Regions from separate parts of the Mus musculus genome. Here region 1 is linked to region 2. Evidence: chromatin contacts called from ENCODE Hi-C or POLR2A ChIA-PET data. All regions are on one chromosome and are shown on one strand. Each heading gives the region's core, a stretch centred on a gene start or an enhancer-like site at or near the end of the contact. The rest is flanking DNA. Distances are from core to core; before and after follow the strand shown. Region 1 has its middle 12 kb from the start of Gm13070. Region 2 overlaps Gm42354 (a long non-coding RNA gene).

Evidence for each region. A loop is a pair of places that touch in the nucleus more often than their neighbours do. ChIA-PET counts read pairs that join two places held with the same protein, here RNA polymerase II (POLR2A).
Region 1: a map of v-Abl transformed pro-B cells shows a loop between it and region 2 (1.9-fold over the local background). The contact joins two enhancer-like sites. A Hi-C loop is called at or near these places in 2 of 37 maps with a recorded cell type or tissue (T-helper 17 cell and v-Abl transformed pro-B cells). POLR2A ChIA-PET finds 5 or more read pairs at or near these places in 1 of 5 experiments (embryonic stem cell).

What each region holds. Positions count from the first base shown.
Region 1 is chr4:149,887,386-149,893,746 of GRCm38, reverse strand. No RefSeq gene overlaps it. Among named protein-coding and RNA genes, the nearest start is that of Gm13070, 12 kb to the left of the region's middle. Within about 2 kb of position 4,631, at least 1 of the 3 ENCODE cell types and tissues checked has a DNase peak (open chromatin) inside an H3K27ac peak, as active enhancers do.
Region 2 is chr4:149,798,271-149,804,553 of GRCm38, reverse strand. Gm42354 (a long non-coding RNA gene) reads right to left here. Exons shown (of 3, transcript XR_881588.1): 2 at 4,081-4,242; 3 at 2,025-2,823. Among named protein-coding and RNA genes, the nearest start is that of Gm42354, 11 kb to the right of the region's middle. Within about 2 kb of position 4,418, at least 1 of the 3 ENCODE cell types and tissues checked has a DNase peak (open chromatin) inside an H3K27ac peak, as active enhancers do.

The DNA.
Region 1 (6,361 bases), core at 3,382-5,881, 89 kb before region 2:
AAGGAATATTTGAAATAAATGCACTGCACGGGGCCAGGAGTTTGCTGTGTTTTCTGCATGGGGCCATGGCAACCGGAGAGGAAATCATGAGCCCGGATCAGGCTGAAGGATCAACAAATGATGTCCTGGCCCAGCAAACCCGAGGAAGCCTCGCATGACTCTCCGAGAGCTTCTCGGGACTCAGCTGCGGGGAGCCAGGACTGTCCGTCTTTCTGGTGCACTCAGACCTCATGATCTGCTTCTAGACACAGGCGCTTCATTATATTTTGTAGACCATAGAAGGTCTGCTACTGTCACTGAAGAACTGATAATGATTTTGAGCAGAGGGGATGTTCTCAGAAAGCCCAGGCTAAGGGCTAGAATCTAGCCGCTCTATGGAAGTGACCATAGTGCTGACCCCAGCCCGGGGCCTGTCTTTCAGCCCAGACCTAGTTGCAATCCTTCTGGCAGGTCCTAGCTGGGGACATCAGTTGAAGTCCACAGATGCCCCTTGCATCTGACTCACCTGTGGAACTTAAGAAAAAACCCAAATCCTAGCAAGCTTGCTATGCCAAAATGGAGAATCTGGTGACTGACTGCCCCAGAGTTCCGAGATCCCAGAATTCTGCAAAGAGCCAGGCAGATCCCTCTGCCATTCCCCACGGTTTCCTGGAAACCTCCAAGGGGGCTAAGAAGGGACTTAGTAACATCCCTGGTGCAGACAGTACCGTGTGAAGGCTTGGCCAGGCCTGTTTGCTTTGGTCTTAGCACCCAAGGAAGAGCTGAGGCTAAATTGGCAATGTCAGCACCATCACCCACACACACACCCAGGCCCAAAGGTCTTGAGAACTCAGTAACTGAGTCCACAGGGAAATTCCCTCCTGGAAAGCTGAACCAGGAGGCTGCTGACATTATCAGATCTCCAAGCCATGGCTCAGGCAAGACCTTTCTATCAGGACTGTCCCCTCCAGGAGCTGTCCTTTTATTTGCAATGAAACCGAAATCATATGACATTAAACTCACAATTTTTCAGTGCACACATCGGTGGCTTTTAGCACACTCTCAGTACTGGACATTAGCCTCCTTCCTGATCTCAGACGCTTCATCATCCCCAAAGGAACACATTCGAGAGCGAGTACACACACACACACCACCACCACACACATAGACCTATAACACACATATACATACATATACCACACACACATATAAACATGCACCACACACACACACCACACACACATACCCCCACACATGCCACACCACACATACACATATACCACACACACACACTTACACATGCACCACACACATATACCACACACATACTACACACATTCATATACTAGACATACATACACCACACACACACACACACACACACACACACACACACACACACAAAATCCCTCTTGTATTTTCCCTTGCCCACAGTCCCTGGCAACCACACACATGCTTTCTGCCTCTATGGATTTTCTGTTCAATGGGCTCATGACACCATGGAGCCTTTTGTGTCTGTCTTTTGCTTCCAAATGGCCTGTGAAGAGGGTGTGTCCCTCATATTTTCCTTTATTATTTCTCTTTGTCTCCTTGTCTGTCAGAGAGGGAGAACATTTCCTCTCAGGATTCTTTCAAGATCCCTAAGCCAGTATCACTAGAGCGCTCAGTGCACATCTAAGCCACAGATGCATGAGAGGTGTTCCACAGTTCCAAGCCACCACAGTCCCTGTGTGTGCTGAACCCAAAGCTCTTTCCTACGAGGGCTTTCAAGGCCGTTGCCAAGACCCAGGGGACTCAGTGCTCTGGGAGGAAACCAGGTCTGGCTTGTTGTTGTTGTTGTTGTTGTGGTGGTGGTGGTGGTGGTGGTGATGGTGGTGGTGGTGGTTTGGTTTGGTCTGGTTTGGCCTGGTCTGGTCTGGTCTGGTCTGGCCTGGTCTGGTCTGGCCTGGTCTGGTCTGGTCTGGCCTGGTCTGGTCTGGCCTGGTCTGGTCTGGTCTGGTCTGGTCTGGTCTGGGAGCCAGGAGCAACAAAGAGCCAGGTGATAAGCCCTTCCTGGCCTTGCTCAGCATCTCTGAGAATGCAAGCGGTTCCAGGTTCCAGCTCAGCCCCTCCCTCTGTTTTTACACCTGTCTTCTTAGAACACTTGTCATCAGGGGCCCAAGAGAGCTGATCTCAAGTCCTGGACTCAATGGCATTCCCCAGAGAAAGTCACATTCTTTTGGGGTTCAGGTCTCAAAACACAGACACATCACTTGAGGCCACCATGCAGATCTCCACTGCATCTTAAGGACAAAGTTCCTGAGGTGGCTGAGAGGACTTTTCCAACAGAAGCCCATGAGAAATGCAGCCCAGGCTAGCCCATGGGGGCTGCTGCCACACAGAGTTCTCAGTCATCACTGGTTACGTTGTCCTCTCTCCCTGGCCACTTACCTAAAGGCTAGTCCTCCGACACCAGGTTTCTGTGTGCTTGACCCATATTCCCTGGGAGGAACCCAGGGCAGACTCAATGTCGTAGGTCCAGGATCCAGTTACAAATCTTTTACTGTACACTTCAGTGCGTGCTAATATAGATGCTGTCTCCCCTCTGACCTACTATACTATCACGGTCTAGAAAGGATGAGCACCAATCAGAGAGGTCCCTGGAAACAGAGGTTGAGCCTGAGTGAGACATCACATCTTAAGGGTCAAGTTCCCTATGGGACCTCAAGAGGTCTTCTTCCCTCCACCCTACCCCCCACCCCTGTCTGATGGCACAAGGATGCCAACGGACCCCTGCAGCTTTTCCTGGAGGGCTGCGTGAATTGGTCCTACAAGGACATGGAATGTGAATCCCGAGCTACTGGGAGACAGGAGTTGCAGCTGGTGCCATGCCAAACTGGGGTGCCGTGGTCAGTCGTCACAGTCCTCTGTGCGCATGGTTTGATTTACAGGAGGCCGAGAGCAGCTCCAACTGCAGACAGAAAACTATTTGAAGCAGCTGCCAGATGTTGTGTCTGAGCTGGGTTTTACAACTTGCTTACTGGTGAACAGCCACCTCCTGCTGGAGTTCAGCTTGCCCCAGTGGGTTTGGGCCCTGGCGCCAACCCCACAAGCCTGTCTTTTCAGCTGCCTGAAGGCTCGCTCCTGTTTAGCAGGAATCTTGTTGGGACGTTGAGGGGGAGCCAGGCTGGGAGCCCAGTTTCCAAAGCATCCCACCTTCCTGAGGAGGTCCTGAGGGTCTGACTTCAGGATTTCTCTCAGAAGCTCTAAGAACGCTCTGGAATGCCTGTCTGAGCTCAAGCACTTGGGGTGTGGCCTGAGAGATGTATGTACCGAGTATGACTTTTTTGTCTTTCTTGTTCTGTGTCCTGGTCTCTCCCGCTTTAGCCATCTGACCCCAAAGGCACAGAGGACGAGGGCTGGGACCAAAAGCTCAGCCAAGAGCTTCTAGAAGGTTCCTAACATTGTGCACGAGAGAGGGAGGTACTAGTGAGTACAGCCTGTCTGTGGATGCCGCAGTGTTGAGCCAAGACAGCCCTAAAGGGTGGTCAGGATTTTCCCTAGCATGAGACTACTGGAGTTCACTGGAAGTTAGAACACATTTCTAGCCCTCCCTGTGGCAAGGGACTCGGGACTCCAGGCTCATGATCACTTCCTGGGGCTGTGAAGCAGAGCTGAGTGTGACAGGGAAAGGGGCGGGGAGGAGGAAGGAGACGCGTGATTAATCTTGTTGCCTGTGAAAGCATGCCTGTGTCCGTCCAGGAATCCTGGCCGAGGGCCGCCAGAGTGGACAGAGTGTTCAGTCCCCTCCTGAAAGCGCCAGCGATGTTTTGTCCGCCGGGAAGGAAAACACCCTTTGCCTAAGCTAGAACTTGGCTCTGCCTCCGGGAGACGCCTGGGAGGCCTCCTTCTGAGAGGAGTGTAGTTGAGGACTAGAGGGTTTTGAGAGCCCTGCTTCTCTGAGGTGCCAGGGGTGCCCTCTAGCCTCAGGACCGCCCCTCTGTGATCTTGCCCAGCTACTCCCCCACCCAACCCCCCTTTTTTTTTCCTTCTGCAATAAGAAAAAAGAAAAAAGTTCCCAATGGTTCATCTCTCCCAAAAACCTGTGTTACCCGCCCAAAAATGATGGCGGAACTTAAGACATTCCCAGGCTGGCCCACATCAGGCACAGTGACCCTGCAGAAGTATAGGGACTCAGGCCCAAGATCATACGTCTGGGGTTTGGACTCAACATCTGTGAATGTGGCCCTGTCAGCTGCCCAGGTAGCCTGACTGTGCCTTCTGTGATTGGGAATAATAATAACTTTGAACCAAGCTCATGCTATTACCAAGATCAAAGGCAGTGTGAGTGAGGAGATATGACCAGAAGCCCAAGAAGCCATGCATATACGCACGCACGCACGCACGCACGCACGCACGCACGCACGCACGCATGCCCTAGAATCATTACCCATTTATTTACGGGGCAGTGGGAAAGAGACGCCTCCTAGCAATCCCTACTGCTGCCAGACAGCCCCTCCCTCTGGCTCAGCACTTCCTCCTGGGTCCTTAGCAGCCCTTCAGGAAGCTGATGGTCTCTTTGAGCATGCCCCCCCCCCGCCCCCACTTCCTGAAAGGATGGATTTGGCTGCAGGTGTCACTTCCTTCAAGGGAAGCCATGCAGCAGCCCAGCCCAGACTCACCCTGAGAACATGCCGGCCTCCTATGAAGGCTCAGAGGCCAGGGTTCCTGTCAGGATAGCCTATAAAATGTTGCCAAAGACCCCAGACTAATGGAGTCCCATTAGACCCAAACAGGTCTTGGCCCCATTGCCTGTGCCAGACGCACGTGGACACTGAATAGAGACCCAGAAAACCTGAGGTTCAACGGGAGGACACGAACTGGCAGACACGGGGCAGGGGCTGCAGGGGAGAATGTGGTGGACCCTCCCAGGCATCCTGGGCAGGGATGTCCTAGGGGCATTGGGAAGGATGAGTAGGAGGGTTCCAGAAAGGAAAGTAAGCCCATTTATGTAGGTTTCTAAATACAACTGGTTGTTCTGAGTAGCTCTTTGTAAAACAATAGAGTCCAGGGTTCAATTGGCTTTGTGGTAGACATAGAGGTCATAGTTAGTGATGGTGGTGGTGATGGAGATGGTGGTGAAGATGATGATGATGGTGATGATGACAGTGATGGTGATAGAGATGGAGATGGTGCTGGTGGTGGTGGTGATGTCATCCAAGCACATGTGTCTGTAGCCCACAGAAAGCTCTGTGAAGAGTCTTAGAAGCCCAGGTAGTCTCTGGGGCCCAGTCCATCCAGTTTCTGGCTTTCTGAGATGAACCCCTTCAGAGCAACTCTCTTGAGGAAGGCCCTGGATTCCTTCCCTATTCTGCATCTGGTCCTTTTCCACTGGGGATCCCGGGGCAGTCATGAGTCAGGCCAGCAAGACTGCTGTCACACAGTGGGGCATGGGTTCAGGATAGTAGCACCCCACCGGCTCTTGCATGGCCGAGAGCCTGTGGAAAGTTTTTTCCTGAAGTGACCCCACGGGACTAGAAAAATGGCTCCGTGGATAAAGAACTTGGCTCAACTCCTTAGCAGTCATGTGAAAAGCCAAGGAAGACTTTGTGTCTGTCACACCAGCCATGGGGCCGACACACAAAGGAGGAGAGGGGAGACCTAACACAGCGGTTCTCAGCCTTCCTAACACTGTGACCCTTTAATACACTTCCTCATGTTGTGGTGACCCCAACCATAAAATTATTTCGTTGCTCCTTCATAACCGTAATTTTGCTACTGCTATGAATGGTAACATAAATATCTGATACGGGGCCCTAAAGAAGTCTCCACCCACAGGTTGAGAACTGCTGGTCTAGCTTAATCAGTGAGAGACCCTGTCTCAAAAAAATAAGGAAGAGATCAGTTGAGGAAGACTCCTGACATCAGCCGCTGGCCAGTACGTGCTCACACATGTACAAGTTCTTGTTTCTGTGCACACATTACAATATGTAAACACACATAGAACACATACACAGTACACATACAGACACACACACAGAACACATACACAGACACACACACAGACACACACACAGACACACAGACACACACACAAACACACACAGACACACACACAGGCACACACACACACAGACACACACACAGACACACACACACAGACACACACACACACACACAGAGACACACACACAGACACACACAGATACACACACAGACACACACACACACACACATAGACACAGACACACACACAGACACACACACACACACATACACACACACACAGACACACACACACACACACACACACACACACACACAGACACACACACAAACAGTCCTAATTTCTCTTCATGCTGGCTCCCAGGTCTGGGAGGCCAAGTTTTCTGCAGACTGACTC
Region 2 (6,283 bases), core at 3,169-5,668:
TAGGGGAATGGGTTTATAGTGATTCAATTTAATGAGGATCCCAGTCAGCAAGGAGTGGGCCATGCACCTTAGGTCTCAACTGCCCTGTCCAGGGGACAGAGACCACCTGTCCTTGCTTCTCAGCCACTGTCAGTCCTCTTGATTGTCCCTGTGGTGGTTTAAATAGGAATGGCTCCAATGGTCTCATGTGTTAGAATGCTTGGTTCACGGGTGTGACACTATTAGGAGATATGGCCTTGTTGGAGTCAGTGTGGACTTATTAAGGAAGTGTGTCACTCTGGGGACAGGATTAGAGATCTTCTATGCTCAAGCTATGCCTAGTGTGGCTCACAGTTTCCTTTTACTGAGGAGATGTAGAATGCTATGCTCCCTTCCCCAAGGAAAACATACAGACCTCAGGCTGCCAGACTCCAGGGCATAGGAGGACTACCATTGGCCATACATTTCCCTGTGGTATAACAGGTACCCCTTATTCTTTCCCCCCACATTCTTGGAGTAGTATATTTTCATCCCCCCAATCCTCTCTGGTCCCCTTGATACCCAGGCATCAGAAACAGCTTGGCTTTGTGACTCCCCACTCCCTTCCCCGAGCCTTCCTCTGACAGCCCAGCTACATGAATCCTCCTTCCTCCGAGATCTGTAGAAAGACGGGATCCCCACATGCCTCGTGGGCCAGAACTTTCCTCAGAGACTGTGCCAGGCTGTGTCATCTGTCTGTCTGCCCATGGAATTAGTGACCTAATAGACGGTCCACCTCAGTGTCCCCCTTGAATCCCAACCCCCAACTTTTCAGTAGTGAAGAACTAGGGTTTGGCCGGTTAGCTGACTGGTTTTGTTTGGACTTTGGGACTTTTGTTGGTTGTTCACTTGGGTTTTGGTTTTGAGACAGAGCGTGCCTATATAGCCCAGGCTGGCCTCGAACTTTTGATCCTTTGCACAGCCTCTTAGGTGCTGGGATTGCAGGCAAGCACCACCACACCAGGCTTTTCTGTTCTTTATAGACTACTTTTTCGAGGCAGTTTTAGGTTCGCAGCAGAGAGCTGAACCCTCCGGAGAAACTGCACACTTCCAGCCCCAGCACCCCACAGCCATCTGCCATGGCCACAATCTACACTGACAACATCAGTTATCTACCGAAGTCCAGAGTGCTTTGGGGCTGGCTTTTGATGTCTGTGATGAACAGTTATTTTCATCAACTTGACCCAAGCTAGGATCACCTGGGAAAGGAAACATCAATAGAGAAAATGTCTCCATCTGACCAGCCTGTAGATGAATCTGTAGAACATTTTCTTGATTGATGATTGATATGTAATGGCCCATCTCACTGTGGGTGGTGTTGCCTTTGGTCATGGTGTTTATCACAACAACAGTCAAACCAGACAAGCAGCAGGTGCTCCTGACGGCTAAGCCAGCTCCCCAGTTCCCGTCTGTAGATTTCCCTATGTGGATCTTGCACAGATCTGTATCTTAATATTTCATTTTTGAAGTTCTAATACAATTGGTAATAGTTTTAAGCTTTTTATTACATTTGTGCATAATTGGCGGGGGGAGGGGCGGTGTGTGTGCTATAGCGCACATGCGCCCATCAGAGGATAACTTGCAAGAGTCAGTTCTCTCTTTCCACCGTGTGGGTCCTGGGAATCAGATTCAGGTCACAGCCTGTCTTAGTCAGGGTTTCTACTCCTGCACAAAACATGGAGACCAAGAAGCAAGTTGGGGAGGCAAGGGTTTATTCAGCTTACACTTCCACATTGCTGTTCATCACCAAAGGAAGTCAGGACTGGAACTCAAGCAGGTCAGAAAGCAGGAGCTGATGCAGAGTCCATGGAGGGATGTTCCTTACTGGCTTGCTTCTTCTGCCTTGCTCAGCTTGCTTTCTTATAGAACCCAGGACTAACAGCCCAGGGATGGCACCACCCACAATGGGCCCTCTCCGCTTGATCACTAATTGAGAAACTGCCTTACAGCTGGATCGCATTTCCTCAGGGAGGCTCCTTTCTCTGTGCTAACTCCAGCTTGTGTCAAGTTGACACACAAAACCAGTACACAGTCTTAGCTGCAAGTGCTTTTACCCAGTGAACCATGTCGCTGACCTAGTAGTAATATGCTTTTGTTGAGGGCTCTTGGTGCCGCTTCTAGGAATTTGGCATTTGTCACTGGGCTCGAACAAGGAAGTCGGCTCAGCTAAGCATGTCAGAAACGGTGACCACGGGGCTTTGTTTACTGCTTTGCTGAATTAATGCCTTGTGTGATCTCTTTGCTGACCACTTAATCACTATCCCGTGTGATCTCTTTATTCACTACTTGGCTTGATTGCTTTGTCTTTGATCTAAGAGCTGACCATGGTTTTTGGATGTATCTAGGCTATTTCAGCCTCAGTGCAGACTGGAGTCATGCTATAATTTTGTCTAATTGTTTTTCTTCTTTTCCAATCCTCACTCCCTTGCTTTAGACCCTGTTGACTGACTGAGCTGTCTTGGCCATGCTTTTAATTTCAAATCCCACTTGTCTGATACATGCATTAGGAAGGTAATGACTTTATCTACGCGTGCTTGCAGGGAGCCAAGCCAATCCAAGACTTCCTTGGAAGCCCGCATGACAAGACAAGGGGAGCATCTCTTCCTTGGCCTTACCAGGAACGGATTTGGTGAGGCCTGCAACCTGCTGCAGCCAATGCCTCAGGGGAGTCAAGGTTGTCATGGTTTCTGGGGTCTGGACTCTTCCCCCTGGGAGGTAGTTATCCGTCCTTGGGCAGCTGTGTCTGAGGCATCCTGTGTTCTCTTTGCCAAGACTGTCTGACCTGTAGCTTGGCCGTTCTCCCCCCTGTAAGTAGTATATAAGATGTTATACTTAATCCTCCTGACCCCAGGTATTGCCTTTGTGTCTTCTCTGCTTCTTAACCTGATCCTCACACACAGCACCTCATTCGGGACCCTTATTTCTGCCGGTTTCAGGTCAAATGTTTGTCTTATAACCTTTCTATGCTCACTGTATTCAGTTTTTTGCTAGTTATAGGAACTGGAGGAGGAGGAGGATGAGGAAGAGGAAGAGGAAGAGGAGGAGGAGGAAGAGGAGGAGGAGGAAGAGGAGGAGGGGGAGGGAGGGGGAGGGGGGAGGAAGAGGAGGAAGAAGAGGAGGGGGGGAATCTTTTATGCTATTCCCTTTCTTGTCTTATTGCATTGGTTGAAACTTCCCGTACGGTGTCAGACAGTAGTGATGAGCTGGCCTTGTGCCTGCTGTCTGCAGGAGAGCCACCAGCTTCTCGTCTTCCACTCTGGGATCGGCCATGCTCTGTGGATTTTTATTATGATGTTGAAGTTCCTTTCCATCTCTTAGTTGCTGAGCATTTTACCCCATGTAGTTTGTGTTTTTGCCACATGGTGTTTTGGTTTGGGTTTTCTGTCTGTTTGTTCTTTGTTTTTGTTTTTTTTTTTTATTTGTGGTTTGGTTTTTGGTTTTTTATTATTGTTTTGTTTTGTCTTTTTCTTTCTTCAGTCTCTTCAAACAGTGAATTTTATTAATTGGCTTTCTAATACTGAGCCAGCCTTACATGCCTAGTAAACTCCCTCTTAGTTGTGGTGCTGGGTCCCTTTGCTGACACTCCTAGCCTATAATGACTTTCTAGCCTTGGGCTGAGCCTGTGACTGGAAGGATCGCCTTTTTCCCTCCACAGGCCTGTTTTCATTATTTCATTAAAGCCTAAGCCACAATGCACTGCTCTGCTGTACCTGGGCCTTGTCCCTGACTCTGCCAGCTTGAACCAGCTTGAACCAGGGCAGGTCTAATCTTCCTACTGAATCCATACCCCATACACTGTGCAATCTGGGTGCATTCCGGGCTCCATAGCAGAGCCCCCACCTCCACCCACACCCACACCTCCACCCACACACAGCCTCCTCAGAGCTTCTTATTGTTTTGTTTTTGTTTTATGAATACACACTAGCTCTCTTCAGACACACCAGAAGAGGGCATCAGATACCATTACAGATGGTTGTAGCTGGGATTTGAACTCAGGACCTCTGGAGCTCTTAACCGCTGAGCCATCTCTCCAGCCCCCCCCCCCCCTTCACGGCTTCTTACCTCTCTCTAACTCTGAGCTCTTTGAGCTCTGCTACAACCCAGAGACCACAGCAAGCGGCCTCCACAGCGCACACATTTCCTGGGAAACTGGGCTGATCCTTCATCCTGCTTCTGGGAATACAAAAAAGTAAACCAGATCCAGCCAGCCACTGTCCTCAGACCCTGCAGTGTTGTGGAAAGAGATATGAATGAGTCACAGAGGAGTCAAGGTCAGATCCGAGAGGCAGGGAAGTACAGCAGCCAATCCCAGCGCCCTTTAGCGGCTATCCTGTGCGGCTACCCAGGATGCTGCTTGCAGCTTCGATGACCTCTCCCTGGCTCCGGCGCTGATGCCAGTCAGAGCTTCCCCGCTTTCCCTTCCTTTCCATTGTAAACACATCAACGGCTGACCACTGCCCGAGACCAGTCATCACTATTCAGTTTAAAAACCCCCTGAGAGACCATGGAACCGGCTCCGTCAATGCAGCGCCTGCGGCCCAGCACGAGGACTTGCGTTCTGATGACCAATGTCCTTGTGAACACATCGGTCATGTGATGCACATCTAGAGTCCCAGGACTGCCAGAGGTCTGGTACCCGTGGACTTCTGGAACTCACTGGCAAGTCAGCCTAACAAAGTTACTAAACTTCCATGAGAGAATCTGTCTCAAAAATATGAAGACTGAGTGAAAAAAAAAAAAAACATGTACTCTTAATTTCTGCCTTCTACACACACAAACACACACACACACACTTCCCTCTGAGGCTAAGGAAAGACAGCTGCACCTGGCCCAGCCAGCTCTCCTCAGAGCTGAGAGGTCAAAAGTCTGACATTTTTTGGACCCCACACAAAAAAATTAATTCCTAGACTGGAGAGAGACTCAGCAGTTAGAACACATGGTAGGTTTACTGTTTGGTTCCCAGCACCTATAGGAATGACTCATGACCACCCGTAATGCCAGCTCTGAGAAATCTGCCCTCTTCTGGCCTCTAAGTTACCTGCATTGTGCTTTTGTGCGTGCATGCACCCCACACCCCCACACCCACCCATGCACTCAAAAATTTAAAAATAATAAATATTTTTAAAAGTTTCAACTGTATTATAAAGTCTGCCTGGGTGGTCTTTATGAAAAATAGTTCGTGATTTCTTTTGTAGAAGAGCCCCCACCCCCACCCCCCACCCGTAAATGGGAAAATCCTGGCACCATCTTGAGACGGTGCTGAAAGGCGCTTTCTCTGAGGACTTCCTTCTGACTTGTAAATTAAGAACAAAGCTCCATTCTGCCCCTGTCTAAAGAAGGACACAGTTAGGGGCAGATGTTTTAAGGGTCATCCCCCACACCATGAGCCCACGTTTGATACTCATGGTCGATATATTTGTCCCAAGGGATAGTGGGATAAAAGTCAGGCAGTGGTAAACAGATGCTGACCCATTCATTGTTTGAGCTGGGATTTGTTCAAGTGCAGATTCTCACTGAGGGGAAAGGGGCGTGGAGAGAAAAATCAGAGCATGAGACAAACAAGTCCTACCCCTGCTCAGACTCACTAACAACTAGACCTGTTGCCTAGAGTGCGTGACTGCAACAGGAACCACCCACCAACAAGAGTCCAGTGCCTCCCCCACCCCCAAGGGACTGATGGCTCCCAGGCTAGCTGGGAGGAAGGCTGGGAGCAGAGAGAGGCAGCCCCATGTGACTTCCCGGGAGCCTGTTTGTTTATTCTGGTGAGACAGGCAGACAAACTCCCAGCTGGCCTGGGAACTGTCACAAAGCTACAGTTACTTGCCTCTGACCCCTGAACTCCAGACCTGCATCTCTCTTTTCCTTTGTCATTTACCATTGTTGCTGTTGGCTTTTTGAGATGGGATCTCTCACTCACATGCAGATGGTCCCTTGTTGAAAGGAGCATGTGAGAGAAGAAGAGACAGCCGCCTAGAGCGTAAGACAGTCTATGACCTCCCAACATTACCACAGAGGACCAAAATTCCAACCACTGAGGGACACGCTCATGGCAGGGACCAGTTAACAGATGAGTTGAGGGTCACTAAATCTAGTTCTTTCCACACCCACTGGTGACAGTGAGAAGATGATACCAGGGAAGGTGCCATGCCTCACTGTGGAGGCTGCTCTACCTCAGGAGCTGTGTGGCACTTGCCTCAGATGGGCTCTGATGCTGCCAGGCTGGCTGCTTGGATCCTGTTCCTAACTCTGTAGCCGCAATAGTGTC